Linked DNA regions of Homo sapiens: region 2 is linked to region 1. A link is an interaction called in ENCODE POLR2A ChIA-PET data of the cell type or tissue named here. Cell type or tissue: PC-3. All regions are shown on one strand. Each heading gives the region's core, and the rest is flanking DNA. Links, peaks and the distances in the headings are about the cores only.

Region 1 (8,332 bases), core at 316-8,315:
AAATTATTCTGAGAAATTACACCTTTAAAATAAATCAAATAATTTTTTTAAAAATGGACAATTTAAAAAATAACATTAAAATTACTGTGTTAGGAAAGTGTTCATAAGAGCAAAAAAGTTTAAAAAGTAATTCTTTTAAATTAAAAAAAATGTTTTTAGGAGTCCCTGGCAAACTTGCCTTCATGTGTCATTGGCCAGGAATGGGGCTCACGAATGATCACCACAAATCATAAGGGAGACTCAGAGAGCAAGTGTCTAGAACTTTGGGCTGTAAAAGTAGAAGGTAGGTTCTTTGGGTAAAGAAGAAGAGTGGGGAAACAGCTGTCAATTTCACAACCAGCAGTGTCTGCCAATGAATAAATGTATCCTAAGCTGCTGACTTTCTTGGCAAAATCATGAGTTTATGAATAAATAAAGGTGTAACTGAGTAGTCATTGCCGACCTGTTGCATCATCACACCAACACCCTTCCGCATGTTCTACTATGACCAGAAGGGCCTTGAACACTCATCTTTTCCATCCTTCCACCCTTGGGCACAATTGCATGTGAAACAGCCCCCAAATGGAGCAATTTCTCCAGCCTAAATCACCAGAGAAGAAGCCATCATTCCTGACCTCATTCATTGGCCAGAAGGTCTTCAAATTTCCCAGGAGGGCAGTCCTTGCCCTAGCATGACTTATGATCAGGCTGTGTAGACAAAACACACACGTGTTAATAAGTAAAGGACACCGTTAGGTAATGCCCATCCAGGGCTGGGTTCATTCATTCATTCATTCCACAGATATCTACTATTTGCTGGCACTGGTCTATGCACTGTGGATCCCAAAAGAAAACAAGAAATCAAGATCCGTCTTGAAAGAGCTTACATTCCAGTGTAGGAAGACAGACAATAAGCTAGTAAGCCACTGCATAAACAGAACAGTGGTAAGATCTGTGAAGCACCTAGAACGGATGATATAAAATAGGGGGTGGGGGGCAGGAGCTACTTTATTTTATTTATTTATTTATTTTGAGACGGAGTCTCGCTTTGTCACTCAGGCTGGAGTGCAGTGGCGCGATCTCGGCTCACTGCAAGCTCCGCCTTCCAGGTTCACACCATTCTCCTGCCTCAGCCTCCCGAGTACCTGGGACTGCAGGAGCCCGCCACCACACCCAGCTAATTTTTTGTATTTTTAGTAGAGACAGGGTTTCACCGTGTTAGCCAGGATGGTCTCGATCTCCTGACCTCGTGATTCGCCCGCCTCATTCTGCCAAAGTGCTGGGATTACAGGCGTGAGCCACCGCGCCCAGCCAGGAGCTACTTTATACAAGAAGGTCAGGGGAGGCCTTTCTGAGAAGCTAACACTGGCGCTAAGACCTGAAAGATGAGAAGCCCGTTGCGAAAAGATCTGATGGAAGAGCATTCCAGGCAAAGGGAACGGCCAGTGCAAAGGCTCTAAGATGGAACGAGGAATAGAAAGAAGACCAGTGCGGCCACAGCACAGTGAGCAAGGGAGAGTGGTAGACACTGAGATCCGCCAGGATCCAACAGGGCCTCATGGGCCACAGGATGGTTTGGGATTTATTCGAGGTACAATATTCCACCTTGGCGAGTCGTAAGCAGGAGAGCGACATGACCAAGTTGAGTGCAGAATGGATTTTAATAGGGCAGGTGTTGAAGCAGAACATGCATTAAGAAGCTATTGCAGGCGATGATGGTAACTGGGCTAGAGAGTTGGCTGTGAATGGAGAGATGGGCTGTCTTTAGAGAGCGTGGACTGAATATGGGTGGTGAGGGAAAGAGGACTTTGGCCTGAGCATCGTGGTGGCTGGTGTGCCGTTGATGGAGATGAGGAAGACTGGAGCTGGGCCGCCTCACGGCTTTTATAGATTCAGGGTCTTCCGCGGTGGGAAAGACAACTGTGGCTTATGGTACTAAGAGCCCTTTCAAGAGGAGGCCTAGGAGGGTGTTTCATGCGGAGGGAGGTGTGAGCAGAAGCAGAAAGGCAGGCTGTTTTGATTGGAAGGCTGGGGCAATGGGGCTGGAGAGGTGTGATGGGACTACACCATGGACATTTGAAGCTGCATTTAACAAATGATTTCTCCTGTCAGTTCTTCAGCAACCTCACAGTGACAGCTGTGCTGGCAGGGAAGAACGTCTGAGTGGTGGGAGGCAGGTGGCTGGGGTAAGGTCCACTGGCCACTGTCAAGAGGCCTCACTGAGGGGCCTTAACTACTTGGGACAATTTGCCACCACCAGGGTCTGCCCCCCAACCTGATAGGGTTAGAAACCAGAACACATCCGTGCTCCCACAGATGAGCAGGCCCTCTGGAGAAGTCAGAATAAGTCACGTGAATTGGAAGAATGAGCCAGAAAGCCATCTTACTAACTCAGAGTGAATCCCAATTGCCCCATCCTCTTTCCACAGCCACGCCCCTCCCCTTGCCTATCCCCCGAGGCACAGCAATAATTGGTGGTAAGTTTGGTTAGCACAGAAATGGAGCCAAGTCTTGAGGAGCATTTCACCCAGGAATGGTGGGCCCGGGAAATCCTCTCTTCCCACTCATGCCTGGGCTGCTCCTGTCTCCATGCCACCTCTCTCCCTCCTGGACAATGCTGACCCTGACAGCCGCCACATTCACTTCTCCAACTGCCCAACAAAAACCTTCACAACAGGCCAGGCACAGTGGCTCACACCTGTAATCCCAGCACTTTGGGAAGCCGAGGTGGGTCGATCACCTGAGGTCAGGAGTTCAAGACCAGCGTGGCCAACATGGTGAAACCCCGTCTCTACTAAAAATACAAAAATCAGCCAGATGTGGTGGGATGCACCTGTAATCCCAGCTACTCGGGAGGCTGAGGCAGGAGAACCGCTTGAACCCGGGAGGCAGAGGTTGCAGTGAGCCGAGATCGCGCCATTGCACTCCAGCCTGGGTGACAGAGCAGGACTCTTGCCTCAAAAAAAAAAAAAAAAAAAAAAAATTCCTTCACAACAGATAGGGCTGCCCGCCAAGCTTACCTCGTGGGAGCCCTTGACATATATCATCGTATGCAGCCCTCATGACCACCTTCTGAGGTCAGCCCCATTCTACAGGTGAGGGAACTGAAGTTAAAAAGGTTAAGGATCTTGCTCAAGAACACAGAGCTTGTGAGTGACACAACCTGGCCTCACCTGGGTCTGTCTGGCTCCCACAGCCAGGCCCTCTCCAGATGCCTTTACTCCTATGTTTCTATTCGTCCATTGTTCCATTTCTTGGAACATCTTCCTCGGGCCTCAGAACACGTTCCACCTCCTCCTTTGGCACTTCTGAGTGGACACCCTCAGTCGCCAGCCAGACCACCACATCCTAGAAAAGACCCCAAGGACTCTCCATGGCAAAACTAGAATCTTTACATGCCACCCCATTTGTTCAGAATAGAACCCAAGCCCCTAGTGGGCTGCAAGGCGCCCCCCACAGCCTGGGCTCACGTCCCCATTACACACCCTCCTCAGGCCAGCGTCGGGATCACTTGGGGGCTATTGAAAATGCGAATATGGTGGCATTTCCCCAGCCTCTGGCCTGGTCTCTTGGCGTTGTTAATAGCGATGATAAGCAACATGACTGTTTACTCTTGCTAGTCACTTGTTTTACAAGTATTTGTTCACCTAATCCACAAATTACCCTGTGAAACAGAAACTGTTAGTAGACATATTTAATAGACGAGATGGTTGAGGCACCAGGAGGGTAATTAACTTGCTCAATATCATCAGCTAGTAAGTGGTGGAGCTGGATCGGAAACCATTTGTCACGTCTATCCCCAGACGCCCAGCAGGTTCACATCTCAGACCTAAAGCTTGTATCTGCTGAAAACAGATGACTCAGGCCTGACTTCCAGGTGTTGGAGCAGAGAAAAGAGAAAACCAACTGGGTCTGCAGCCTGCACTGGGACCACGCCCTTCTGAGAGCCACTGCGCCCAGGTTAGGACGGCGCAGGTTCAGTTCTGCCACATGAATTCAGACCCCACTTCTTCCCAAATAGGGTAAACAAAAGAATGTCAGCCTCAACATCCTGTTCTTTAGAAATCCCTGCTGCTTTCTTCCTTAGCCCCACCCACTGTAATACTTTGCTCAAGGTAGGTTTCATAGTGAGTTGAAAGGCAGCCTTCATTTCTCAATATGACAAATTAAACTCTTGTCAAGGGATGCTTTATATTTAGCTATTAAAAAGAACTGAAAACAGGTCGGGCATGGTGGCTCACGCCTGTAATCCCAGCACTTTGGGAGGCCAAGGCGAGTGGATCACGAGGTTAGGAGATCGAGACCATCCTGGCTAACACGGTGAAACCCCATCTCTACTAAAAATACAAAAATATTAGCCAGGCATGGTGGCGGACGCCTGTAGTCCCAGCTACTCGGGAGGCTGAGGCAGGAGAATGGCGTGAACTCGGGAGGCGGAGCTTGCAGTGAGCCGAGATCACACCACTGCACTCCAGCCTGGGCAACAGAGCAAGACTCCACCTCAAAAAAAAAAAAAAAAAAAAAAGAATTGAAAACAATTTGCATGTCTGTGAATGTGTGTTTGTGTCTGAGTGTGTGGTGCAATCATTATTAGCAAAGGGGAAGATGGCAGGTGGCACATGTCACAGGCAGAAGAATTTTGCAGGGAAGTACATAGAGAATCCTCAAGGTGGTGACGTGCCTGCCACGTTCCAGGACTGCATGGCTCCCAGCAGCTCATAAGAATCCCACTTTGAGCACTGCAGGGAAAACGGGTCACCTCATCCCTTCCAGCTCAGCTGTGCCCAGGGCCTAGGACTTCCCACTGGGGACTCTGTGGCTGTTTATTTTAGTCCCTGCTCCTGCCAGCTCTGTGCTTGGCGTCCACCTGAGGCAGCTTCCTGGAGAAACGGCTGAGCCACAGGGCATTGTCCCCAGACCGCAGAGCAAATGGTGGAGTGCCATGACGATGACAAACATTTACTGAATGTGTAGACATTCCCACTTAATCCTTGAAAACAGAACACAAAATAGGCTAAGAGCTTACATAATTTGCCTGATGTCACAGTTAATAAGTGGTGGAACTGGCATTCAAACCCAAAACATACGCTTCGAACCACTCTACGGATCACTGGTGACCAGCTCAGGATGCCAGCAAGAGCAGGCCTCCCATGAGAGAGCGTCGTGCAGTTTGCTGGATACGGTGGGAATGACCCATATTTGAGCTCCCAGGGGAGAAGCAAATGGGGGACAGGACTGGACAGCCAAGGTGCAGGGCATCCTCTGGGAAGGCGCGTGGCTCGGAACACAAAGGCTTCCCGGGTGCAGCATGGGAGGGAGCCCGGGCCAGGCTTCTTGGGTCCACGCCTAGCTCTGCCACTCAGACCCACCCCAGGATCTGTGGGCCCAGAGGGGAGGATGGAAGGAGGCCACAGACCACATGTCTAAATATTTAAAATACTTTAAAGCTGTCAGTCAAGCCGACAGACATAAGGAGAATACACTCCACCCTCCTACGTTGACACATAAACTTCTCAATGACCTGGAAGGCCAGGTGTGAATGCAGAACTCTGGGGCTCCACACAGTTCTGTGTCTGGAGGAGGGAGTGTGGGGAGGCCCATGGCTCGCCCTCCTCTTCCCACGCCCTGCTCTGTCACACCTTCAAAGGGGCCACGTGTGGACAGTGAGACTGCTGGTTCAAATTCTGTCCACACTTTTCATAAAGAGCTGCCCTGCGGCCACCATTTGGGCCCACTGAGGTGGCAGCATGCACCCAAAGGAAGACAGGCCTGGGGAGAGGCCCTGGCAGCAGCCTCATGGCTGTGTGGGCTGGAATTCCACAGTGTGTGCTCCCAAGTGTAGTCCACAAGCAGGAAGTGAGCCTTCCCCTTGGCTCCGAGGGCTCCTTGCCTTGTGGGGAGGGCACCGCCAGACAGAGGCCAGAGCAGGCCATCTAAAGCGTGGGGCCCTGGCAGAGGCCCGTCAGGCCTGGCTCTCGGGAGGTTGCTGCCACCATTTCCTTATTGTGGAACTTTGGGCACATTAGTCTCTCTGTGCCTCGCCTTCCTCCTCTGTGAATGGAGATGATTACAGTGAGGAATAACCGAGGAACAGCGTGCCTATTCAGGATGAGTAAGGTGCTTATGGCGGTGCTCGGAAATAGTAAGTGTGATATAAATGCTCACAATTAAGTGTAATTAGTGTAATTATTATTTGGTTTTAGTCAGGGATCTTCAAAGTCGTTAACAGATTGAGTGCTGGAAAAAAAATAAAAAACTCATCCGTTCTCAGGCCAGAGCTTGTAAAGGAAGAGAAAGTGTGGGAAAGCAGGGAGCAGAAGGGAGTGGGATAGAGGGAACGTGGGGCATTCGCTGCGAATCCACCCAAAAAACATGCACTAGGGAGGCATGTTTCTAGGCCCCCGGTAACAGGAGTGAGAAAGACAGACGGCGATTCTTGCCTTCATGCACCTTCTTGGCACAGCAGTCAGGGTGGGAGGTGAGAAGGAAGATATTTAACAAGGAAACAAAGAAATAAGCATTATCATTCCAGATGGAGACAAGGGGAGTGAAGGAAATCAAACAGGGAAAATCAAGAGAGAATGACTCTGCAGGAAGGTGGGGTGCAGGCTGGGCCAGGCAGAAGGGAAGAACTACTCTCAGGAGGACTGCCAAGACCTCTCTCAGGAGACAACTGTAAAACTGAGACCTGAGCGGGGAAAACAAACAACGAATAACAAAAAACCTGAGACCTGAATAATGTGGAGGAATTGACTGTGTAAGAATCAGGGAGAGGGTGTTCAAGAAAACGGCTGATGAGGCCGGGCACGGTGGCTCACGCCTATAAACTCGGCACTTTGGGAGGCCGAGGCGGGCAGATCGCTTGAGGTCAGGAGTTCGAGACCAGTCTGGCCAACAAGGTGAAACCCCATCTCTACTAAAATACAAAAATTAGCCAGGCGTGGTGACACGCACCTGTAGTCCCAGCTATTTGGGAGGCTGAGGCAGGAGAATCGCTTGAGCCTGGGGAAGTGGAGGTTAGAGTGAGCCGAGATCGCACCACTGCACTCCAGCCTGGGCGACAGAGCGAGACTCTGTCTCAAAAAAAAAAGAAAAATAAACAGGGCTCTGGCATGACTCCTAGGTCTGGGGCCTGAGTAGCAAGCTGGTGTGATGTCTTTACTGAATGAGTCCAGACTAGGGGAGAAATAGAGTTTGTAAAGAAAACCCACAGTTTCAGTTAGGACATGTCAACTTCAAGATGGCAGTCATTTATTCCAATGGCAATATTGAGTCAGATACATGAATTTTGAACTCAAGAGTGAATTTAGGGCTAAAAATATAAATTTAGGAGCAGTGGTTCACAGATGTATTTATTTATTTATGTTATTATTATTATTATTTGAGACAAGAGTCTCGCTGTCACCCAGGCTGGAGTGCAGTGGCATCTTCTGGGCTCAAGCCATCCTCCCACCTCAGCCTCCTGAGGAGCTGGGACTACAGGCATGCACCACCACACCTGGCTAATTTTTTATATTTTTAGTGGAGACAGCTTTTTCCATGTTGCCCAGGCTGGTCTCAAACTCCTGAGCTCAAGCAATCCACTCACCTTAGCTTCCAAAGTGCTGGGATTACAGGCATGAGCCACCACGCCAGCCTGCAGATGGTATTTACAAGGGACAAAATCGGATGGGATTGCTTGCAGAGAACATGTAGGAGATAAGAAGGCTGAAGGCTGATGGCTGAGGGCCTCTCACATTCAGAGCTGTGGGATGATTAAGAGCCAGTAAAGGAGACTGAGAAGGAGTTGCTGGGGAAGTAGGAAGAGAACAAGCAGATGACATGGTAGGCTCAACAGTGGGCACCAGAATGTCCATACCCTAATCTGAGGAACATGTGAATATGTTACCTTAGGTGACAAAAGGGACCTTGCAGGTGCAACTGAGGTTAAGGAGTTTGGGATGGAGAAATTATCCTGGATTATCTCAGTGGGCCCAATCTAACCACCCGATTCTTTACAAATACACAAGGCAGCAGTGGGAGTCAGAGAGGTGTGATGATGAAAGGGGCTCAGAAGATGTAAAACACGAGGAAGAATTGACCCACCACTGCCGGCTCTCAAGATGGAGAAGCCAAAAATTCAGGTGACCTCTAGAAACTGGGAACGGCCCTCAGCTGACAGCCAGCCCAGACACAGGACCTCAGTCCTTCAGCCGCAAGGACTGAATTCTTCTAATAAACTGAATGATTAAGGAAATGGATTTGCCCCTAGAACCTCTGGCAAAGAATCTAACTCTGCCAACACTCTGATTTTAGCCCAGTGAGCCCCATGTTGGATTTCTGAACTACAGAACTATAAAATAATAAATTTGCA
Region 2 (8,332 bases), core at 166-8,165, 160 kb before region 1:
TGTTGCTCACGCTGGAGCGCAGTGACGTGATCTTGGCTCACTGCAACTTCCGCCTCCCGGGTCCAAGCAATTCTCCTGCCTCAGCCTCCTGAGTAGCTGGGATTACAGGCACATGCCACCATGCCTGGCTGATTTTTGTATTTTTAGTAGAGATGGAGTTTCACTATGTTGGTCAGGCTGGTCTCAAACTCCTGACCTCATGATCTGCCCACCTCGGCCTCCCAAAGTGCTGGGATTACAGGCATGAGCCACTGCTCCCGGCCTATCTGATCTACTGTTGATAGGTACTTAGTTTGATTCAATGACTTTGCTGTTGTGAATAGTGCTGTGATAAACATACTAGTGCAGTGTCTTTTTGATAGAATGATTTCTTTTCCTTTGGATAGATACCCAGTAGTGGGAATGCTGGGTCTAATGATAGTTCTAAGTTCTTTGAGAAATCCCTCTACTCTTTTCCACAGGGGTTGAACTAATTTACATTCCCACCAGCAGTGTATGATACTCCCTTTTCTCTGCATCCTTGTCATCTGTTATTTTTTAACTCTTTAATAATAGCAATTCTGACTGGTGTGAGATGGTATCAGTGTGGTTTTAATTTGTATTTTATTGATGATTAGTGATTCTGAGCATTTTTTTCATATGTTTGTTGGCCACTTGTATGTCTTCTTTTGAGAAGTATCCGTTTATGTCCATTGCTCACTTTTTAATGGAGTTATTTTTTTTTTCTTGTTCATTTGTTTGAGATTCCTTGTAGATTCTGGATCCTAGTCCTTTGTCAGATGTACAGTTTGCAAATATTTTTTTCCCATTCTTTAGGTTACCTCTTTACTTTGTTGATTCTTTTGCTATGTAGAAGCTTTTTAGTTTAATTAAATCTTGTTTATGAATTTTTGTTTTGTTGCATTTGCCTTTGAGGTTTTAGTCATAAATTCTTTGCCTAGGCCCATGTGCAGAAGAGTTTTTCCTAGGTTTTTTAAAATAGGATCTTTATAGTTTGAGGTTTTATGTTTAAGTCTTTAATACGTCTTGAGTTAATTTTTGTATGTGGTGAAAGGTAGGGGGTCCAGTTTCATTCTTCTGCACATGCTAGCCAGTTTTTTTGTGTGTTTTTTGGGTTTTTTTTTCTTTTTAGCACTGTTTATTGAATAGGTGTCCTTTCCCCATTTTTGCTTTTGTCAGCTTTGTTCAAGATCAACTGGTTATAGGTGTATGGCTTTATTTCTGGGTTCTCTATTCTGTTACATTGATACAGATGTCTGTTTTTGTATTGGTAACATGCTGTTTTGGTTAGGATATCCTTGTAGTATAGTTTGAAGTTGGGTAATGTGATGCCTCCTGCTGTGTTCTTTTTGCTTGGCTATTCAGGCTCTTTTTTGGTTCCATATGAATTTTAGAATTGTTTTTTCTAATTTGTGAAAAATGATGTTGCTAATTTGATGGGAATAGAATTTTTGGATTGTTTTGGGCAGTATGGTCATTTAAATTTTGATTCTTCCAATCCATGAGCATGGAATGTTTTTCCATTTGTTTGTGTCATCTGTTATTTCCTTCATCAGTGTTTTGTAGTTCTCCTTGTAGAAATCTTTCACCTCCCTGGTTAAATTTATTCCTGGGTATTTTATTTTTCATGTGGCTATTATAGATGGGATTGCATTTTTGATTTGGTTCTCAGCTTGAACATTATTGGCATATAGAAATGCCACTGACTGTTGTAAGTTGATTTTGCATCCTGAAACTTTACTGAAGTCTTTTTCTTAGGTCTAGGAGTTTTTTGAAGGACTCCTTAGGGTTGAACAGAGATAATTTGAGTTTCTCTTTTCCTATATGGATGCCTTTTTTTAAATTTTAATTTTCTGCCTGATTCCTATGGGTAGGATGGAAAGTATTATGTTGAATAGGAGTCGTAAGAGTGCACATCCTTGTCTTTTTTCAGTTCATAGAGGGGATGCTTCTAACTTTTGTCCATTCAGTGTGATCTTGATTTTTTGGAGTAGTTTCAGTAAGATTGATACCAGCTCTTCTTTGTTTGTCTGGTATAATTTGGCTGTGAATGCATCTGATCCTGGTCTTTTTTTGGTTTGTAGATTTGTTTTTATAACTGATTCAATTTTGTAAATTGTTATGATCTGTTCAGGATTTCAGTTTCTTCCTTGTTCAATCTTGGGAGGTTGTGTGTTTCCAAGAATTTATCCATTTCCTCTGGTTTTTCTAGTTTGTGCACATAAAGATGTTCATAGTAGTCTCTGAGGCTCTTTTGTATTTTTGTAGTATGAGTTCTGTCACCTTTGTCATTTCTGATTATGCTTCTTAGGATCTTCTCACTTTTTTTTTTTTTAATTTACTTAGAGGTTTATCTATCTTGCTTATCCCTTCAAAGAACTAACTTTGTTCTGTTGATCCTTTGTATGTTTTTTTTGTTGTTGTTTGTTTGTTTGTTTGTTTTGGTCTCAATTAATTTAGTTCTGCTCTGATCTTAGTTACTTCTTTTTTTTCTGCTAGCTTTGGGTTTAGTTTGTTCTTTTTCTGGTTCCTTTAAGTTCAACTTTAAGTTGTCAATTTGATATCTTACTGTCTTTTTGATGTAGGCATTTAGTGCTGTAAACTTTCTCCTTAACATTGCTTTTGCTGTATCCCAGAGGTTTTGGTATGTTTGTTTCTCTATTTTCATTTGTTTCAAAGAATTTTTTTATTTCTGCCTTAATTTGTTGTTTAACCAAGTTAGTTAGGAGCAAGTTGTTTAGTTTCCATGTATTTGTGGTTTTGAGAGTTCCTTTTGGTATTGATTTCTAATTTTATTCTACTGTAGTCTGATAATATGCTTGACATGATTTCATTTTTTAAGAATGTATTGAGACTTGCTTTATGACTGAGCTTGTGGTCCATCTTAGAGAATGTTCCATGTGCAGATGAGAGTGTATATTCTGTGATTTTTGGGTACAGTATTCTGTAGAAGTCTGTTAGGTCCGTTTGGTCAAGTGTCTAAGTCCAGAGTTTCTTTGTTAGTTTTATGCTTTGACGTTCTGTTTCTAATGTATATAGGCACATACATTTACAAATGGAAATCTCCTTTATAGATGTAAATTTCTTTTACAGAAGGATTTCAGAATAGCCAGCTAAATGCCAGAAAGGTTTATTTTAATTGGACAAGTGATCTTTTTTCTTTTTCTTTTCTTTTTTTTTTTTTTTTTTTTTTGAGATAGAGTCTTACTCTTGTCACCTAGGCTGGAGTGCAGTTGTGCAATCTCGGCTTACTGCAACCTCCGCCTCCTGGGTTCAGGCGATACTCCTGTCTCAGCCTATTGAATAGCTGGGATTACAGGTGCCCGCCACCACACCTGGCTAATTTTTTTTTTGTACTTTTAGTAGAGACGGGGTTTCACCATGTTGGCCAGGCTGGTCTTGAACTCCTGACCTCAGGTGATCCACTTTCCTTGGCCTTCCAAAGTGCTGGGATTACAGGCATGAGCCACTGTGCTCGGCCTACAGGTGATCTTTTTAACCTAGCTACTATTTCTTAGCTGAAATTACTAAGTTCAGGATGGAGCCCATTAAGGAATAGGGCAAAGAAAGCCTTCTCTGTACCTGGACTCAGCAAAAATAGATCTGAAAAAGGAGGAAGCTTACTTTACCTGGCAACCTACCTTTTATAAACGCTATCTAGGATAACTTTCTTTTCACCTTCAGGGAAGAGTAGTAACGGAGCTGAAAGATTAGCAGATTTAATTTTTCTTAACAATTAGTTGCTTAAGCTTTTTATTTGCCTTCTATAAAGAGTCTTTTTATAAAAAGCAATAAAAATATTGAAATCTTTTTAGAAGCTTCTGCACACCAACAGGCATCCCTAGATGAGACTGATTTGGGAGCCCTCATTTTCAAATGTACTTCTTAAAGTGCAGTGTTCATTTGGAATGTACCGTTGTGATTTTAAATTACCTTTAGTAAGATTTCATCATTTTTGTAAGCATTTGCTGCTTCTGAGGCCTAATAATAATGCATGTATAAGCTGGAAGGTGTAGTACTCAGGTCTTCAGAAATTAAGGATCCCATTTTTACCTTGAATAGCAGCTTTGGTCCTTGGATCCCTTTGATCAACTTAGCCAATGATTTTTCCCTCCCTAAGCATGCAAGAAAAATAAACAAAGGGGGCTAGAACACAAAAATCTATGCAAATTTCTGAAAGCTGAAATTGGTACCCCCTTCAGTATTATCATTTATACTAATTTCTGTCTAAACCAGCCAGACATATGAGGCCTCTAACTAGATCCAAGACAGTTAGATACAGTTGGATCCTGGACCCAGTCCAATTTCTGTTGTAACTTCCAAACCTAGTTTGGATCAGAAATTTGCTCAAACTCTGATAGCTCAAATGCACACTGATGGAGCTTCAGAATCTGAGAGAGAACTTACCCACAATCTCCAGTTGCTTTGAGAGAGCAGTGGACAAAATGAGTCCAGTGGGTACCTTGCTTTGTCACTTGGTGTTCCTGGGAGTTGCTAGAAGCTTTAGTTTGGATCCCACTTCTGACACCATCTATTAAAATTAAAAACCTTAGACAAATTAAATTTAACAGAATTTGATTGAGCAAAGAAGAGTTCATAAATCAGCCAGCTTCCAAACCAGAATAGGTTCAGAGAGGCTTCTTAGACTATACTTTATACAATAGATCATCTCTGAAAATGTGTACAGTTGCTCTATTTTTGTATGATAAGTTATTAAATGTTATAGAGCAATAATGATGTAAAGAAGACCTTTGTACAAATAGAAGGATATTTTTCCAAAGAAAATCTGATTTATCTTTGATTAGTTTGGGTTTTGGTGATTTTTTTAAAAAGCCATTTATAGTTTTTGTTGTTGTTAGTGGGCTTGTAGAAGTTGTTTCTGGAATTGTGGCACCCTCCTTTTTAAAAACTATATCTAAAAATCAGTGATAAGTAATAGTAATAGCACTGGCTATAACTTAATGTTTCATTTCTTTTCTTTTTTTGAGACTGAGTCTCACTCTGTCGCCCAGGAGGGAGTACAGTAGCGTGATCTTGGCTCACTGCAACCTCCGCCTTCCGGGTTCAAGCAGTTCTCCTGTCTTAGCCTCCCAAGTAGCTGGGATTACAGACATGCACCACCACGTCCAGCCAATTTTTGTATTTTTAATAGAGATGGGGTTTCACCATGTTGGCCAGGCTGGTCTCCAACTCCTGACCCCAGGTGATCGCCCACCTCGGCCTCCCAAAGTGCTGGTATTACAGGTGTAAGCCACCGGGCCCAGCTGGCTTCATTTCATTCATTATTTCATGTCTAAATTTTAAAAGTGAAAATATTTTATGAAAGAATTTATTTTTAATTTTGAGATTGTTTTAAAATATAAAATATGTATGCACACGTATACTTATTTTTTTACGTGTTACCGTGTAAGATATTTTCTGCTTAGGAATGTCTAACCTTTTCATGTTATATGAAATACCTGGCTTCATATGTGTATTTGTGCCTTTTTGCATTTAAGAATTGGATTCTGAGACTTATCAATGGTACTGTCATTTGGCAAACAGGTCTGGAGCACTCAATGTGGCTATATACTGTGCGTGAACTAGGGATATAAAGAGGAATAAGAGCAGGTGCTGTGGCTCAGGCCTATAGTCCCAGCACTCTGGGAGGCCAAGGCGGGTGCATCACCTGAGGTCAGGAGATCGAGACCAGCCTGGCCAACATGGCGAAACCCCATCTCTACTAAAAATATAAAAATTAGCTGGGCATGATGGTATGTGCCTGTAATCCCAGCTACTAGGGAGGCTGAGGCAAGAGAATCGCTTGATCCCGGGAGGTAGAGGTTGCAGTGAGCCGAGATTGCGCCACTGCACTCCCGCCTGGATGACAAGAGCAAGACTCTGTCTCCAAAAAAAAAAAAAAAAAGAGGAATAAAATATCTCTGCATCTCTGCAGTTTTATGTAAGAGACAGATATGTAAATAATAGTACAGAGGGGTAAAGAGAATTGATAACATTCTGTGGATGGATTCATAAAGAGGAAGCAAGTATACTGCATTAAGGAGTCATTAAAGGCTTCCAATGAAAGAAAAATTGTTTCCATTTCCTTAAACAGCCTCTCAGTTGACTAAGTTATTGAACGTGGAAGGAGACTTTTGAAAATTATCTTGCTTTCCACGCTACCCAGAGAGGGGTGCATACAGTGTTGTTCTGGATTCCCATTGTAACTTAAAGGGAAACTTTTACAATATCCAGAGGCCTTGATGTCCTTAAGTTCCTTGCAGGAGGAACCCACTTAGATGGCACCAGCCTTGACTTCCAAATGGAACAGTACATCTATAAAAGGAAAAGTAATGGCATCTACATCATAAATCTGAAGAGGACCTGAAAGAAGCTTCTGCTGGCAGCTCGTGCCATTGTTACCTTTGAAAACCCCGCTGATGTCAGTGTCATATTCTGCAGAAATACTGGCCAGAAGGCTGTGTTGAAGTTTGCTGCTGCCACTGGAGCCACTCCAATTGCTGACTGCTTTACTCCTGGAACCTTCACTAACCAGATCCAGGCAGCCTTCCGGGAGCCATGGCTTGTGGTGGTTTGACCACCAGCCTCAAACTGAAGCATCTTAGGTTAACCTACCTACCATTGCTCTGTGTAACACAGAGTCTCCTTTGCGCTGTGTGGACATTGCCATCCCGTGCAACAATAAGGAAGCTCACTCAGTGGGTTTGATATGGTGGGTGCTGGCCGGGGAAGTTCTGTGTGTGTGTGCCACCATTTCCTGTGAACACCCGTGGGAAGTCATGCCTGATCTCTACTTCTACAGAGATCCTGAAGAGACTGAAAAAGCAGAGCAGGCTGCTGCTGAAAACGCTGTGACCAAGGAAGAATTTTAGGGTGAATGGACTGTGTCAGCTCTGGAGTTTAACACTACTCAGCCTGAGGTTGCAGACTGGTCTGAGGGCGTGCGGGTGCCCTCTGTGCCTATTCAGCAGTTTCCTACTAAAGACTGGAGTGCTCAGAAGACTGGTCTACAGCTCCCACTGCTCAGGCCACTGAATGGGTAGGAATAAGCACTGAATTGGCCTTAAGCTGTTCTTGCATGGACTCTTAAGCAACATGGAAACAGGGTTGATGGAAAATAAGCAGCAGTTTCTAAAAAAGACAAAAACAAATTATTTCTTTTTTCCTTGAAGTTTTCCTCAAAAAGTGATCAGTGTGTCTGCTTTAAAAAAAGAATTCAGAAACAGAAGCTGGGTGTGGTGGTGTGTGCTGTAATCCCAGCTACTTGGGAGGCTGAAGTGGGAGGGTTGCTTGAGCCCAGGAATTCAGCAAGACTAGCCTGGGCAACAATGAGACCCTGTCTTCTAAAAAATAAAAAAAATATACACTGAAAAATCTACTTCCTATCCTGGACCCTCACTTCCTCTCCTTGGAGTTAACTAATAGTAACACTTTCTTATGTATAAGGGAAAATTTTATAGTGAAACTTTTATACTTTTAGGCAAAAAATAATCCTGACTTGCAAACTGTAAGACACCTTTTTGTAGATATATTCCTTGAAATTAATTTAGAAAAGTACTCAGGATAACTAGATAGTGAGTAAGCAAAAGTGTAGGCCTATTTTTAGGGCTCCCCCCTTCTTTTGGTTATTTCTGGTCCTGTTTGCTGCCCTCAGCTCTCCTAAAATAAAAAACTATGGGTGTCTTGTTTACGAAGTTTAGCTCTTTATTTCATCAGTGTGGGACATTGTGTTCTCTTTTATCCTTACTCTACTTCCTATGCTGCAAAGGCCAAAATAGTACTAATGTTACATAGTATCTTCTGGATTTCCTGGATTACAGTAAGTCACTCAGTTTTTGTAAAAGTAGTTTTTGAGGTTTATATTTTATAAGTAGAAACAGGTGAGACTAAATTCTCAGATTAGTGGTATATTAGAATATGTTATAGGACTGTTGGTTATTCTGGAATTTACTTGGAACAGTGTAATAGATCTGAGTTATAACTGAGTATTTTCCACTTTTTTGTCTGCTGGTCCTTACTAAATTTACCATTTGTCCATTTTATGTTGAGGATAGATAGTAGGAATATTGCAGAGTTGTCTTTTCTTAACCTTTCAGTTAACTTTTTCTTAACCTATCATAGATCTGATATAGATCAGAGAACTGAAATGTAGCAAAGGTGTGGAAAATATTCTAAGAGCCAGAATGAAGTCATTTTTTTCATCTTTTGTCCCTTAATGCCTGGCACTTAGTAGGAGGCCAATAAATATTGAGCAAAATGAAACTATGTGATTGGATGAAAACACTGTCAATACATGTGAAAGAAAAATTTGCTGTTAGAAGATAATTGAGAA

The links. Peaks named below come from ENCODE experiments on the same cell type or tissue, not always from the same donor. Only the 100,000 strongest peaks of a DNase experiment are listed, where the experiment ranks them.
Region 2: POLR2A ChIA-PET joins it to region 1 with 5 read pairs; 2 of 35 experiments call an interaction of 5 or more read pairs at or near these places.

The regions. Positions count from the first base shown.
Region 1 is chr1:180,123,204-180,131,535 of GRCh38, forward strand. No RefSeq gene overlaps it. Among named protein-coding and RNA genes, the nearest start is that of QSOX1, 27 kb to the right of the region's middle. In PC-3, for the core only: no CTCF peak of the experiment used is centred there; DNase peaks (open chromatin) are centred at 468 and 3,788; H3K27ac peaks cover 2,798 bases.
Region 2 is chr1:179,962,445-179,970,776 of GRCh38, forward strand. The region is part of intron 1 of CEP350 (centrosomal protein 350); the gene reads left to right. It also overlaps the pseudogene RPSAP16. Among named protein-coding and RNA genes, the nearest start is that of CEP350, 12 kb to the left of the region's middle. In PC-3, for the core only: no CTCF peak of the experiment used is centred there; no DNase peak of the experiment used is centred there.